2 separate regions of the Homo sapiens genome follow, and region 2 is linked to region 1. Evidence: chromatin loops called from intact Hi-C (ENCODE). Cell type or tissue: heart right ventricle. All regions are shown on one strand.

What was found. Hi-C counts contacts between places; a loop is a spot of excess contacts. Peaks named below come from ENCODE experiments on the same cell type or tissue, not always from the same donor. Only the 100,000 strongest peaks of a DNase experiment are listed, where the experiment ranks them.
Region 2: it touches region 1 in a loop (5-fold over the local background); 86 of 110 quality-filtered maps call a loop at or near these places.

Annotation. Positions count from the first base shown.
Region 1 is chr3:37,775,199-37,783,198 of GRCh38, reverse strand. It overlaps ITGA9 (integrin subunit alpha 9), which reads right to left. Exons shown (of 28, transcript NM_002207.3): 24 at 5,682-5,807; 25 at 3,178-3,297. The region is part of intron 3 of ITGA9-AS1 (ITGA9 antisense RNA 1); the gene reads left to right. Among named protein-coding and RNA genes, the nearest start is that of ITGA9-AS1, 83 kb to the left of the region's middle. In heart right ventricle, a CTCF peak has its summit at 3,446 (motif pointing right); no DNase peak of the experiment used is centred here; H3K27ac peaks cover 3,055 bases.
Region 2 is chr3:37,458,088-37,466,087 of GRCh38, reverse strand. The region is part of intron 1 of ITGA9 (integrin subunit alpha 9); the gene reads right to left. Among named protein-coding and RNA genes, the nearest start is that of ITGA9, 9.9 kb to the right of the region's middle. In heart right ventricle, no CTCF peak of the experiment used is centred here; a DNase peak (open chromatin) is centred at 7,487; H3K27ac peaks cover 2,591 bases.

The DNA.
Region 1 (8,000 bases):
ACAGACTGAAAGAAGAATACTTCCAAAAAAATCCGAATCCTACGGTGATTTTTTTTTTTTGAGACAGAGTCTCGCTCTGTTGCCCAGGCTGGAGTGCAATGGCACGATCTTGGCTCACTGCAACCTCCACCTCCCAGGTTCAAGCGATTCTTCTGCCTCAGCCTCCCGAGTAGCTGAGACTACAGGTGCCCACCACCATGCCAGGCTAATTTTTGTATTTTTTAGTAGAGATGGGGTTTCACCATGTTGGCCAGGCTGGTCTTGAATTCCTGACCTTGTGATATGCCCACCTCAGCCTCCCAAAGTGCTGGGATTACAGGCGTGAGCCACTGCGCCCGGCTCCTACAGTGATTTTAAAAATCAGATCCTACATTTCAAATGAAAACTTGTTAAGGTCAAAACAGTAAAACCTCAAATTCCCTTGTCTGGGGCCAGATCTTGAGGTCAAAAGGAAAATAAACACGACTGCAGGCCCAGGCAAACCACAAGGCTGGCGCTGCTCCACATCCTTCGGGAGGCCTGGAGCCATGTGGGCTCCACTCCCCAAGGGAGGCTGTAGCTGGCTTCAGGGCAACTGAAGCTCTGGGAGCAGCTGGGGCCCCATCTGGCTTCCAGGTCAACTTTGTTCTAAGCTTTTCTCTGCACCTGGAAGTGCTCCTGGTTTCTGCTGAAAGGGCACATGGAGAATGAGCCTTGAAGGCTTCATATGACACCCTACAGCTTTCAGCTCTCTTGCCTGCGGCTCTACTGGCCTGGCTGGCCCATGGGGACAGTAGTCACTGGGACATGTTCCTTGGCAAAGGGTCACCACTGGCTGCCGGGATAGAAAAGCAGAAGAACCAGGCTGCAGAGCTGTGCATGATTAAGTGCAAATAACTGAAGTGCAAGCAGCAGCCATCTGGGTTGAGGATAAAGGAAACATCAGAGTGGCTTACAGCCACCAGTGCTGTCACCAGGGCTCTATGGACAGTGGCAAGTATGGCACAGGCAATAAAACTGTCTGCAGCACCATTTTTGAAGAATACAAACAGGACAGGTACATATGCAGAGGCATAGTCCTCCAGCCTGGCCTGCGGACACATTTCAGGAAGGTACTTCTCCAGACGTGGGGTTTTCCAGCCTCCCTTATGGAATCAGAGGATGGCCAGTGGTGCTCTAAGTCAGGCCTGGTCCTCCTCCAACACTGTCCTTTATAAAGGGAGAGGTACAAAGGGAGAAGAAAGCACTGCAGTGTGAGTCCAACTTGCCCCAAACCAGTTTCCCTCCAGAGCAAACCAGAGAAACCAGAACTATGCACAGCTCTCTTCAGGTGTGTGAGGGCTGTAACGGCTACAGATTGAAAATGGAAAAACATCCCCTGATGCCTGCATCCTCTCAGGTCAGTGTGTTACCTCTGTGCCTATTTAAAAATAACCACAGAATGACTTTTCTAAGGTTATTCATTCACACGTGGATAGGTTTGTACAGATTAACACATTTAGTCTTTCTAAAGAAAAATAATTGGAATCTCTGAGGCTAACATGCATATTTAGTTTTATCTTCACATGTAATTATTTTTACAGCAACTTGTTGGAAGTGGCCTCTCAGCAGCTCTCACCTTAAAATAAATCATAGGAAATTTGTATGATTCTTCAAGAGCCACCGATGCACTGGTTGAGGTGGTTTTTTAATGAACCACCTGTGATAAACTCATAATAGCAAAGTGACCTGAGGTTCAAAAGTTGGACCAAAACAAACCGTCATTTAAACTAGGACTCATGGGTCAAATCTGGCCCTCTGCCTGTTTTTATAAAGTTTTACTGGATCACAGCCATGCCCATTTATTTGAGTGTTGTCTATGGCTGCTTTCACAATACAATGGCAGAGTTGAACAGTTGCAAGAGACTGTAGGGCCTGCAAAGCCTGAAATATTTACCACTGGCCCTTTACAGAAAAGGTTAGCCAACCTTCATCCAAAGCGAGGTCCCTAGACTGCAGGACTGGCATCACCTGGGTGCTTGTGGCAACTGGAGAGCCTCAGACTGCACCCCAAAGGAATCTGTGTTTGAACAAGATCTCCAGGTGATTCTGATGCAAGCTAAAGCATGAGAAACTTAAATGGCCAAACAAAATCCCTGGGGAATGTGTTAAAAATGAAGATGCCGATTTATTAAGTCTGGGGTGGAGCCCAGGATTCTGCATTTCTAAGAAACTCTCAGGTGATGCTGATGCTGCTGGTCCTCGGACCACACTTTGAGTAGCAAGGGTCTGGTATTTTACCCTGGCATTATCTACCAGCAAAATTACCAATGGCACTTGCTGGAAAAGTTTCAAAAGGGGCAGCCAGACTATTACTAAACAGTTCAACAACAACAACTACAACAACAGATGTTGGTGAGGATGCAAAGAAAAGGGAACACTTATACACTGTTGATGGGAAGATAAATTAGTACAATCAAAAAAGCAGTATCGAGATTTCTCAAAGAACTAAAAATAGAACTGCCATTCCATCCAGCAATCACACTAATGGGTATATACCCAAAGGGAAAGAAGTATTGTATAAAAAATATACCTGCACTGGTAAGTTTATTGCAGCACTATTCACAACAGCAAAGATAGGGAATCAACTTAAGTGTCCATGAATGGATGACTGGTTATAGAAAATGTGGTATATATATATATATACACACACACACACACCATGGAATATTACTCAGCCATAAAAAAGAATTAAATTATGTCTTTTGCAGCAACATGGATGGAAATGAAGTCCATTTCCCTAAGTGAAATAACTCATAAGTAGTCAACTACTGCATGTTCTCACTTATAAGTGGGAGCTAAGTAATGGGTACCCATAGGCATAAAGAGTGGAATTAACAGACATTGGAGACTCCAAAATGTGGGAGGGGGGTGAGGGTTGAAAAGTTACCTGTTGGGTACCATGTTCACTATTGGGTACACTAAAAGCCCAGATTTCATCACGATACAATATATTCATATAAGAAGTCTGCACTTGTACCCCCTAAATACATAAAAATAAAAACAGTCTCTTGTAGACAGCCAAAAGGGGGGGCAGCCAGATTGTCATGAGGACACCAATTCAAATGCTTTCCTTTTTCCTTTTTTTTACCCAAAATCAGATGTCAACAATTCAAATGCTTCTAAATGCATCCACAAGTGCGGTTCATTAGGGCTTACCTTTTTCAGTATTTCTGTGTTCAGCAGCATGTAAATGTCTATAGTACGACTTTCTTCTTTAGCAAGAGCACTAAAGTTACAGTGTGCTGTTAGGCAAGAAATTCCTGGTTTTTCACAGTCCTGAGAAGAAAAGTCAGAAAAATTTCCAATGGAATTAAGAACAAAGACAAATCCACAACAATTTACAGAGTAGTGGGCTCCATGAACTTGGTGACTAAGGCAATTCCAGGCAGAGGAAATCCACAAGAAGATGCAATCGTTCTTTCTCGCCACCAGAGGGCATTCAAGGGATTTCCCACCCAGTGGGAACCAGAGCATGCCTTTAAGTCAAGCAACTGGGAGAAAACAGCTCACTAATTTATCCTACCAAGAATTGGATGAATTCACAAAGAGAAATAATTGTTTTTTTTTTTAAACCCACAAACTTAAATTTTGCATTCTGAAAGCATTCTTATGAGTTTTGAACACAGACACGTTTCCTACATTATGTGACTTCCACCTGTGTAGTGGCAAATATACTTTCATGCCTATTTATTAGGTAGGTGAATAAGAGGGCTAAGAAGTCATGTGACACTTCCTCAAGAAAACACAAAAGTTACAATAGAGACGTAAATCTCGGCTGGGCGCAGTGGCTCACGCCTGTAATCCCAGCACTTCGGGAGGCTGAGGTAGGGGGGTCACCTGAGATCAGGAGTTCAAGACCAGTTTGGCCAACATGGTGAAACCCTGTCTCTACAAAAAATACAGAAGTTAGCCAGGCATAGTGGTGGCCGCCTGTAGTCCCAGCTGCTGGGGAGGCTGAGGCGGGAGAACTGCATGAACCCGAGAGGCAGAAGCTGCAGTGAGCCGAGATCATGCCACTGCACTCCACCCTGGGCGACAGAGCAAGACTCCATCTCAAAACAAACAAACAAACAAAAAACCAAAAACATAAATCCCAAATTTAAGTTACAAAAGTTTTCTTTTTTATATGATAGGTTCCAAAATGCGTATACATACCTTGATGATGTTTCATCTATACGGCAAAATTTTCAGCCAGACAGAGTCGTAACTATAAAATCACTAGGTATCACTACATCTAACAAGTCTAAGGGCTTTCAACAATATCACCCTCACTATGTAAGTAAAAAAAAAAAAAAAAAAAAAAAACCCAACCTTTCAAGTGGCAAACAGTCACCCTTCTCCAACAGGAGAAAAGAATGAGAAAGGAAATGATAAAGGTGAGATGTGCCAGGGCTGAAATAAGGAGCTTAGAGAAATGTAACCAAAGATAAAAAAAAGGAGGCTTTGGAAAGCATTGTCATTCCATCTTCAATACCTGCACTTTTTAAAAATGGAGGTGTAACAAATATAGTAAATAGAACAAATCTGAAGTGTGTGTCTTTATAATTTTTTTTTTTTTTTGAGACAGAGTCTTGCTCTGTTGCCCAGGCTGGAGTACAGTGGCACGATCTTGGCTCACTGCAACCTCTGCCTCCCTGATTCAACCGATTCTCCTGCCTCAGCCTCCCTAGTAGCTGGGATTACAGGCGCCCACTACCACATCCAGCTAATTTTTGTATTTTTAGTAGATACAGGGTTTCACCATGTTGGCCAGGCTGGTCTCAAACTCCTGACCTCAGGTGATCCACCCCCTCAGCCTCCCTAAGTGCTGGTATTACAGGCATGAGCCACCGTGCCCGGCCTGTCTTTAAAAATTTTTACATGTGTTTATACCTGGAGGACTACCACCCTGATTAGGATGTAGGACATTTCCAGCATCTAAGCAGGCTCCCTCATGCCCCATCCCATCCACATTCCTCTGAAAGTAACCACCTTCTTGACCTCTATCATCATGATTAGTTTTTGCTATTTCTGAACTTCGTATAAGTGAAATATTACAATATGTGGCTTTTGTCTCTAGCTTCTTCCACTCAATATATTCTGTCTGTGAGATTCATTCATTAGCAGTAGTTTGTTATTTTTCATTACTGTGTAATATTCCAGTGTATGGATATACCACAATTGCTTACTTATTCTCCTATTGATGGATATCTGCATTGTTCTCAGCTTTCAGCTATTTTAACATTTCTGTGAGCATCCTTTTTCATGTCTTTTCTGGGAAGCACAAGTACTCATTTTTCTTGGGGATATACTCAAGAGTAGAATGGCTGTGTCATAGGATACACACGTTTTGTTTTAGTAGATATTATCAAACAGTTTCCCAAAATGTTTGCACAAGAATAATCACTCTTGTTTAGACTCATTCTAGTGGAAGAAACATTTTACTTTGTGCTTGGTGGGTTGCAAAGATTTATCCCTTTTCCAGGTAATAGGATTTGGAATGTAAATTTAACATTTTGATTGAAACCTCAGACTGAAAATTAGGAGTTGACCACAGTCTGTGCCTTTGTAAGTCAAATTGATTAAAACCAGATTTAGGAAATAATAAATATCAAATAGAAAACTGGTGTCTTCCGAGTGAGGACCACCCGTGTTACCCCAACCACTAAACAAATCCTTACCAAGACTTTTCTTCCAGACTTTGTGAAAAAAGCAAATATTGTGTGGAAGATATTTTCTTGTTCTTGAGGGATGATGCAGGGAGTTGGGTTTTTCTGGAAAGAGCAGTTTCCCTTCTCTTGGCCCACCTGCAAATGAAAAGAGGCCTGTCAGAGGAGTCATTCTCAAGAATGAATCATGATGCTGGAGCCTCTTATTGTAGAGGCAGGAGTGGTAGAACCCCAATTCACCTTTCCTCCTTGTCCATTTTGAAGTGGAGAACAATGGCTGAAAAGCTGAAAGGCAGAAGTTGTAGCATCAACAGGGCCAAATAATAGAAAATGTGGATCTTAGGTCCCCCAATAATTGATGAGATGGCATATAACATGCAAATGAGATGTGACTAGGAAATAGGAAGACTTAAGGAGTAAAATAAGCCTTATACTCCATGGTTTTGAAAGCACACTTAAGAACATCCTTACAAGCAATTCTTGTCTGAATGAGGAAAATGAGACTGAACTTAGGTCACTGGCCAACAGTCATGGAGTCAAGAACCCAGGTCTGGAACTTGGGACCAAGCCTGATGGATGATCTGCTGCCAGAGGTTTTCAACCATTCTAGAAAGCCCCCACGGTGCTGTAAAACTCCTTAGGGGTCCTTCTAGAGAAAGGGAATGAGCAGCAAGCAGGACTGCTCATGGTCCAACTCTAAAGCCAGAGTTTTGCTACCAAAAAAATAACTGACCAGTCTCTGCCCTGAGCCAGACGGGGACCTGCATGCTTGCCGAGCTCTTGGTGAGTGATTTGATTTTGCTTCTGACAGCAATGGCAACGGTGCTGAGTGACAGCAACATCAGAAACAAAACAATGGTGCTTAGTCTTTCTTGATGATTTCCTTAAGAACAGCACTCTTTCTGATGTTTAAATTGAGGAACTGTTAGAAAAATGAAGTCTTCTTTATATATCACCATATCACACTGGTTGTAGCTGAAGGCTGGACAGGATGTGAGGTTAAACCAGAAAATTAATAATTAGTAATTCATAATTTAGAATTGTGCTTACAATCCCATGGCTAACCACAGGCATCTGTTAAATTGCCCTGTCTATAATGCCCTTGAGTAAAATATAGTTGTTCAAGAATGTTTCAACTTTTTATTCATGGTAGGGAACAAAAACTTTTTTTGCTGTTGGTTTTTTTTTAACTTTTATTTTATGTTTGGGAGTACATGTGCAGGTGTGTTATATAGGTAAACTTGTGTCATGGAGGTTTTTGGTACAGATTATTTCATCACCCAGGTACTAAGCCTAGTACCCAATAGTTATTTTTTCTACTCCTCTCCCTCCTTCCAACCTCCATTCTCAAATAGACTCCAGTGTCTGTTGTTCCCTTCTTTGTGTTCATGAGTTCTCATAATTTAGCTCCCACTTATCATTGAGATCATGTGATATTTGGTTTTCTGTTCCTGTGTTAGTTTGCTAGGGATAATGGCCTCCAGCTCCATCCATGTTCCTGCAAAGGGCATGATCTCATTCTTTTTTATGGCTGCATAGTATTCCATGGTATATCTGTACAACATTTTCTTTATCCAATCTGTCTTTGATGGGTATTTAGGTTGATTCCATGTCTTTGCTATTGTGAACAGTGCTGCAATGAACATTCATGTGCATGTGTCTTTACGGTAGAATGATTTATATTCATTTGGGTATATATATACCCAGTAATGGGATGCTGGGTTAATTGGCAGTTCTGCTTTTAGCTCTTTGAGGAATAGCCACACTGCTTTCCACAATGGTTGAGCACATTTATACTCCCACCAACAGTGTATAAGCATTCTCTTTTCTCCAAAACCTCTCCATCATCTGTTGATTTTTGACTTTTGCTTTTTTTTTTTTTTTGAGATGGAGTCGCTCACTGTTGCCCAGGCTGGAGTGCAGTGGCGCGATCTTGGCTCACTGCAAGCTCCGCCTCCTGGGTTCAAGCCATTCTCCTGCCTCAGCCTCCCGAGTAGCTGGGACAACAGGCACCTGCCACCATGCCCGGCTAATTTTTTTTTGTATTTTTAGTAGATATGGGGTTCACCGTGTTAGCCAGGATGGTCTCCATCTCCTGACCTCATGATCCGCCCGCCTCGGCCTCCCAAAGTGCTGGGATTACAGGCATGAGCCACCGCACCAGGCCAATTTTTGACTTTTTAATAATAGCCATTCTGACTGGTATGAGATGGTATCTCACCGTGGTTTTGATTTGCATTTCTGTAATGACCAGTGATACTGAGTTTTTCACATGCTTGTTGTCTGCAGGTATGTCTTCTTTAGAAAAGTGTCTGTTCATGTCCTTTGCCC
Region 2 (8,000 bases), 320 kb after region 1:
CAGGATCAAATTTACTCTTCACAGCAACCCTACGGGAGGTACTAATATTATCCCCATTTTACAGATAGGGAAGCAGGTGGCCAGAGGAGGTTAAGATGGTTATTCATGTTAAGATGCCAAGCTGTAGCACGCACCCCAGTAGTCAAATACATCACCCGTGCCCTATTCTACCCACCCCACATCAGCCTGAAAGGAGGAAAAGGGAACCAACAGGTACCCAGTGCCCCCTCTGGTGCCAGCTACTCACATATGTAATCCCCACCTGAGCAAGCCCCAGTGAGCCTTTGAGGGCAGCTCTGAAGTGAGAACTCTGATGTGAAAGCTCCGTCATGTCAAAGGGCATGCTGGGGTTTGGAAGAGAAAAGACCTTCCCCTCCCCATCAGGCTCAGGTGACTCAAAAGGTGAACTTCAATCACCTTGCTTTTCCAAAGCATTGACACTGCTGTCATGGTGTTAACCAGAGGTTTGCCTCTCTTAATAAGCAGTGTGGGTGCATCGGTTCATGCACCAACACTGGTTATGCTCACAAGGGTGCTTTCTTGCTCATGGCCATCCTGTCAGGCAGCCTCTCATGTGTTTTCCATTCAGAGATGTTGGGTCACACCACCAGTAAGTGGCAGAGCTGGGATTTGAACCCAGAGTGTCTGTGTCCAATGGCATGCTCTTTCCAGCCTCTCCAAACCCCCTCCTGGTGTGGCAGTTTAAGTGCCCTGCATTTTTCCAACAAAGCTGCTTCCTGAGCTCCCTGTGTGTGGTCAAGCTGTCTGTGAAGGCTCCATTCCAGCCGCCCACCTCGCTCTGAACCTGTCTCATGTTTTGAGGGTAATCTGCAGGTAAATTCTCTGGAGAGCGGGTGACAGAGAAGGACTGAGCCGCAGCTGCCTCCCTGGGCAGGACTGAGAACTGACAGTGTCTCAAAGATTCCCTCCCTCCCCACAAACACCACAGCAGCGATTCCACAGGCAAAATTATAGCCAGATCAAGGACAGCAACTGGGGATTAAAAACTTTAAACCCATTAGGTTTGCTTTCAGCATTTGATCCCAAAGCCAAAGCTTCCCCAGGGACCCACGTTTTGGTTACATGAGTCAAATTCTTCACTGTGTGTCCACCACGGGGAAACCCCAGGAATTGTCCGCATCCCTTACTGGGCAGAAAGCAGCCCAGGCTTGAGTAAAGGAAGAGCTGGTGCCAGGATAGCCACCTCTGACCACACCAAACCCTTCATTTCCAGAGGGAGGGGACTCACTAGGGACCAATGCTTGCCCAATGGAGCCATGGGACCTGAAAGGCCTCATAAGCTCTTCTTATATTTGGGGAAACTGAGGCTCCTGGTATTTAAGCAGTGGATACTGACTGCTTTCTAGGGTTTTAAGCCAGTAGTTCTACCTGGCTTCTAAGCTTTATGGGAAAGTTATGCATGGTGATAAAGTGTAAGAAGCACAGGCAGTAACATAGGGTTTAAGTCCTGCCTCTACTGCTGACAAGCTGTGTCTCTTAGACAAGTGTCTTAAACACTCCAAGCCTCAGTTTTCCTCTTCTGTAAAACAGGAGGAATAAAAGTGTACCTAAGAAGGTTTCTTGTAAGGTTTAAGCAAAAGAATGTTTATAAAACACCCATCATAGTGCCTGCTACAAAGTAGGTGTTCAAAGAAATGTTAGACTGCTGGGCAGTAGTAGGTCAAACACCTTGACACTCAACTCATCCCAGTTCTAACTCCTGGCAGCACCCAAGAGCTCATAGATCCTTAGAATTGCAAAAGTTGTCAGAATCAAAATGGAGTCACTTATGTTTAAAAAAAAAAAAAAAACCCTGACAAATAGAGCTGTGGGACGCCATGAAGGAAAGGTTTTCATGCATAAACAACTGATAACAAGAACTAGCACAAAAAAATCTGCAAAAACACAATCTTGCACAAAGGCCATCACAACCTTACACACACACACACACACACACACACACACACACACTCACACCTTCTGTGAGGAAATCTACCTAGCAACTCTCTATCCAACCTCAAACTGGTGCCACCCTTGTCACTGATCCTTGTATCCAAAGATAATTATCTCAAAACAATTAAGTAATCCTCATTTTTCCTTTAAAAGCCTTTGTTTTCCTTTACCTCCCTGAATATTCATGCAGATTACTGTGACACATGTATTCCCACTGCAATGCCCTATTCCTGAGTAAACATTTTCTTTTAGAGAGCCTCTCTCTGTGTTTGCTATTTAGGTTAATAGAACCTTGTTCCCTTTTCTGGTGCGCTGGGCAGGAATTTATTCAGACTGTCACAGTAATTCAGGGACAGCCAGGATGCTTTCACCACCAGTAATATATTACAAAGTGGCCACAATTCCCCATCCTTCCTGTATCCCTGCTCTTTTCAGTGTGACTTTGCAGCTTCTCTTGTCAAGAGATGAAATGTGTTTCTGCCTCCTCTTGATGTAGTCTGGACCTGTGACTTACATTGGCCAAAAGAATGTGGCAGAGGGGCATGGTTTGACTTCTGAGCTTAGGCTTCAAGAAATCATGCAAGCCTCTGATTGTTCTGTTGGTACCCTACCCAACCACCATGTGTACAAGCCCAGGCTAGCCTGCAAGAGGATGAAATACATATGGAGCAAAAATAAGCCCTCCCAGCTGAAGCCATCCTTTGCCAGCCAGCCAACCAGCTAACCCAGAAGTTGACCACAGATGCATGAGTGAGTCCTGGAGAGAACAGAAGAACCACCCAGCTGAACCCAACCTAAGCTGCCAACCAGAGAATAAGCTACAGGTGGTGGTTGATTTAAGCCACTAAGTTTTGGGGTGGTTTGTTAGGGATGCAGCAATATTGTGGTGATAGAAAACAGATACGTCATCAAGCTAAGGCATGCCACTTCTGACGGAATCTGGACCGTGGTAATTCCATCGCCCACTAATTCCCGCTAAGTCCAAACCAATTATCCAACTATGCAGCTGACAACTATTGCTATGGCTCCTCTAGCTACCTGGTCTCCTTTCCCTCCCTCAAAGGAATCTCATCACCAACCAGGACCACAGACTTTTACTGAAGGCCCTGAGATGGGACAGGCATGGTGGAGTAGTAGAATAGGCCCTAAAGAGTGTATCCGAAGTCACACCCAGGAGTGTGCCAGCTACAGCTATGTGACTTTAGACAAGTCCCCTGGCCACTCTGACCCTTCCTTTCCTTTTCTGTAAAACAAGGATAATAACAAATGCATGATCCCCCTCCCAAGGCAGTGATGAGGCACAAAAGGAAAAGGCAGATGAAAGTGTTTGGGGGACCATGCACCCCAGGATGGCCTGATTTGCAAGAGTAGATTATGGTATTTTATCTGCAAGGCCAAGAGCAGACACAAATGCCCTCCGAAGAAGCCCTTTTCCTTTCAGGGCCCTTCTCCTTTTTCCTTAGAAACCTGATACCTTGGACAGGGCCTTGATGGAGGTGGAGGTAGGGAGGGTAGCATGGCTAACCCTGAGAACAGTCAGTTTAGCATTAAATCAGTCCCACCTTGGTTCAAAGCACAACTCTGTAATTTACTTACTTGCTGGGTAACCTTGGACAAGTGACTTGGCTTCTCTGTGCTTCGGGAGTGGTAGCCTGCTCTGCATAAAGGGAACTATGAACACAGTGGTTCTGGCATATAGAAAGTATTCATAAAAGGTTGGCAATAATAATTTTTATCCTGGAGAGCCTAGGTTACAGTAAATGGAGGGAGAGCAGTACAATCCACACCACATAACGCTAAGTCAGAGAATGAAATTGGTGGAGTCCATGCCCAACTGGGAAAAGCAGAGGCACGGGGGCAGGGTCCAACCTTGGAGTGACATTGGTCCCCAGCTTGTGTGTTAGGGAGTGAAAGGTCAGAGGCTGCTGCCCTGGCCTGGGGCTCAGGTCTTGGCAGACACACTGAGGGGAGGCAACTGGAGAAGGAGGCAAGGCAAAAGGACTGAGGTTTTCCTTCCACATCTGAAAGCAGCAAGTGAACACTAAAATCCAAGGGATAGAGCAAATTACAGACTTCTGGCAGATCTAAGAAAAAGCCTTGATATCTTCTTGTTGGTTTCTTGTGATAATTTTTTTTCAAGAGAAATATGGCAATACATTTACATTTACTTTTTAAAAAAGTATCCCATCCTGGAACTGTAGATCTACCTCCCAGACTTATCTGGAGCCTGGGGTGGGAGCTGGAGCTCCCCATAACAAGGGTGGCCTCCCATCTGCTCCTTGGCTTTCCAAGAGCACAGAGAAGAAACAGGCAGGCAAAATTCTAGGATTTACAATCCCAAAGATCTCCATTTAAAGTAGCCATCTCAGATCCTTTTTGGAAGCAGACAGGGTGTAAATGAATGCACAAAAATGCAGATTTATGTAGAGCATAACAAAAATGTTAGAGGCCACACATAATGAAGAGTGTGTCTATGTTAGAATATCTCATTCATTTCAGTGTTGAGTGTCAACACTCAAAGTCTGATGAATAAATGAATGAATCAACAAAAATACTGAAAGAAAACTCAGCATCTCAAGTCAGGATGAAAAAGACCATTGGTTTCATAAATCAGATCAAGTAACAAGAGAAATAACTACGAGCATCTATCAAGGGCTTACTGTGTGCCGTGTTGTGCTCTGGGCTTTGCAGATATCATCTCATTTAATGCCCCCACCAACCTAATGAGGGATGTACCCTTATTACTCTTTACAGAAAAGGAAACTGAGGTTCAAACAGCTGAAGTAATTGGTCAAGATCACACAGCTCCTAAGCAGAGAGCTGAGTAAGGCAGGCTGAGGGCAGGGCTAATGCTGGAGCCCACTCTCTTGGCCACCAGGCACTTGTGCATCTCAGCAGTGCCCCCTTTTATGGCACAAAAATCGTGGATCTGGTTGTTGCTGTGGAACCAGGGATTCAATGAAGGTAGAGACAGGAACACTACTCAGCTGAATCTGGAACATCCACCCTCTAGGACCCATCCTGGTGCAAAAGAGGTGCCAAGACCCTCTGCAATGCTGCCTACTGGTGTGTACTGCACAACACCAAGTTTACTCTGGGATCCACATACATCACAGCACTTGGACACTAGATAGGAAGGGGTAGGAAAGGCCATCTCCCAGGTGGCCTTAACACACCAACAGATCAGCTAAGATGGAGGAAATTTGTTCCGTGATTTTTTATTTTTCTTAAAAATTTGGGCACATAGTCCGGGTGCGGTGGCTCACGCCTGTAATCCCAGCACTTCGGGAGGCCAAAGTGGGCAGATCACGAGGTCAGGAGATCGAGACTATTCTGCCCAACACAGTGAAACCCACTCTCTACTAAAAATACAAAAAATTAGCCGGGTGTGGTGGGGGGCACCTGTAGTCCCAGCTACTCGGGAGGCTGAGGCAGGAGAATGGCGTGAACCCAGAAGGTGGAGCTCGCAGTGAGCCGAGATCGCACCACTGCACTCCAGCCTGGGTGACAGAGCAAGACTCCATCTCAAAAAAAAAAAAAAAAAAAAGATTTGGGCACACAGTAGGTACATATTTATGAGGTACATGAGATATTTTGTTACAGGCATGTAATATGTAATAACCACAGCAGGGTAAATGGGGTATCCATCACCTGAAGCGTTTATCCTTTATGTTACAAGTGATTCAATTATACTCTTTTAGTTATTTTTAAACTACAATCAAATTATTGTTGACTATTGTCATTTTGTTGTGCTATCAAATACTAGTTCTTACTCATTCTTACTCATTCTTTCTAATTTTTTGTACCCATTCATGCCTTTTATTAAGTGTTCAAATATTTGAGGATACAAATCATCCTCTCACATATTGTTGGTCACTGGTGCAGAAGTTTGACTCTGTGTGGGTTTCTTTAATAAAGTTACAAACCCAGGAGTGATTCTGAAACACTGGCCACCATGGCTACCTTCCCCAATTCAGAGATTCCTAAATAAGTGGTGGGAGCCAGTAGAACTCAGAGTGGATGGGGGGATAGTAACAAAGCAGCCCCAGGAGGTTAGAGGGATACATGGAATATTGCAGAGTACTCCATCTTTCCTGGGACACTTCTGTCTTAATGCTAGACAGCCTTGGTGTGAGAAGAGGCCCTTCAAATGTCCCTGGCAGAATCATTGGGTCCCTGTTCACTCAGTGATCAAACATCTCCAGAAAACAGAACCCTAGCATCCCCCCAAGAGTAGCCAGTGGGTCATGAATAAGCATCCCCAAAGGGTGCCGCAGAGAAGCTACTGCTATTGCAATTCAATAACTTTTCCAGGAAAGCAGGCAGAACAGAACTTCACAAGACAGATGTTTGAGCGCCCTGAAGCCCCCAAACTCGGATTCTTGACTTCCTGACAGGCAGTCAGCCTGGGTGGGCAAAGGCACAGGCCTGTGCTCGACAACTCATTAGCCATGTAACTTGGGCAATAATGCCTCTGTACCTCAGCTTCCCCTCCATGAATGGGGATAAAATGATAGCCAGCTGCTACAGACTGAATGCTTGTGTTCCCTCAAAATGTATATGTTGAAATCTTCACCCCAAGGTAATGTTATTTGGAGGTGGGGACTTTGGGAGGTGATTAGGTCATGAGGATATAACCTATGAATGAGTTAGTGCCCTTATAAATGTGGCCCCAGAGAGCTCCCTCATCCCTTTCACTGTGTGAGCTTAGAGTGAGAACACCACTATCTATGAACCAAGAAACAGGTGCTTACCAGACAGCAAATCTGCTGGGGCCCTGATCTTGGACTTCCAAGGCTCTAGATCTGTGAGAAATAAATTCTGTCATTTATAAGCAACCCAACCTATAACAGTTTGTTATGGCAGCCCAAATGGCTACCAGCTGAAAGGACTGTTGGGAACATTAAATGAGCTGGTATGAGTACCAATGTAGATAGCACTTGACATCTACTGAATATTCAGATACACTGTTGCTGCTTTTGGTGTTATTGTTGCTACTGTTGCTAATTTAAACTCAACACAGAAGTCCTTTTTGGTCAGAACAGACATTGGTGGACCAAGTGAGCCCGTGGTTTCAAAGACTGTAGATTTTTCCCAATCTTGGACTTACATCGGCTTCCTAGGACTCCTTCTGGCAAAAAGGAAGGTTGGGATAAAACATTTTATTCTGCTTTGGTTGATCGCCAAATCCACTTGGCTAAAAGGATTTGCAGTTCAGAGAACTCGGTGGCTCAGCGTAAAGCAGAGCTCCTTTCTTCTGAAATCCATCACCTGTGACTTCTCTGACATCAGAAAGAGGCACCTTGTGAGTCAGCTGGTGGCAAGATTGCTCAGGATTCTGTTTCTGGGCCAGTCCCAATGGCCCTACTGTCAGTCCTGACGCTCCACACACTGATTACAGAGGTATGAGCAAAGATGATCCCCAGCCACACTGCAGGCCAAGGAGCACATCTCACACCCTCCCAACACAGTGATTCACGCGTGGCAGGCTCCAGGGCAGCCACAGAGGTGTGGGTCACTTCATGCTGTTCAGCTGCAAGGCGGAATGTCAGCTGACAGCCTCCAGCTGCAGCTTTCTTGGGATCTGCTGCAGGATTCCAGCTGAGGCTGTGCTCTTCCCAGACAGCTCCAGCCAATACCTGACCCTGGCAGAGGACAGCTATTTCTGCCCAGTGATCTCTGTTGAGTTGACTGAGACTTTAATCAGATCTGCATAGAGTCAGAGGCTCTCTCTGTCCCATCCAACTTCCCCATTTGTCTTTCACAGGCAATACCCGCCCCCAACAATTCTCTCACACTCCTATCTCTGTCCTAGCATCTGCTTCCTAAAGGATGCAAACTGACACAAGCCCCCAGTGAATGTGCATTGATCTCTCAGGCTGGGGTGGGCCTTGAACAAGGCGTGTAACTCTGTAAGCCTCAGTTCCCCAAATAGCAAACTGGAAACCACTCACCAGGATGTTACAAAGACTCAACTAAAGAATATTATGCCTGTGAAAGCATCTGACTTCTTGTAGATACTATCTGACGAAATTCATTTTGGTTGT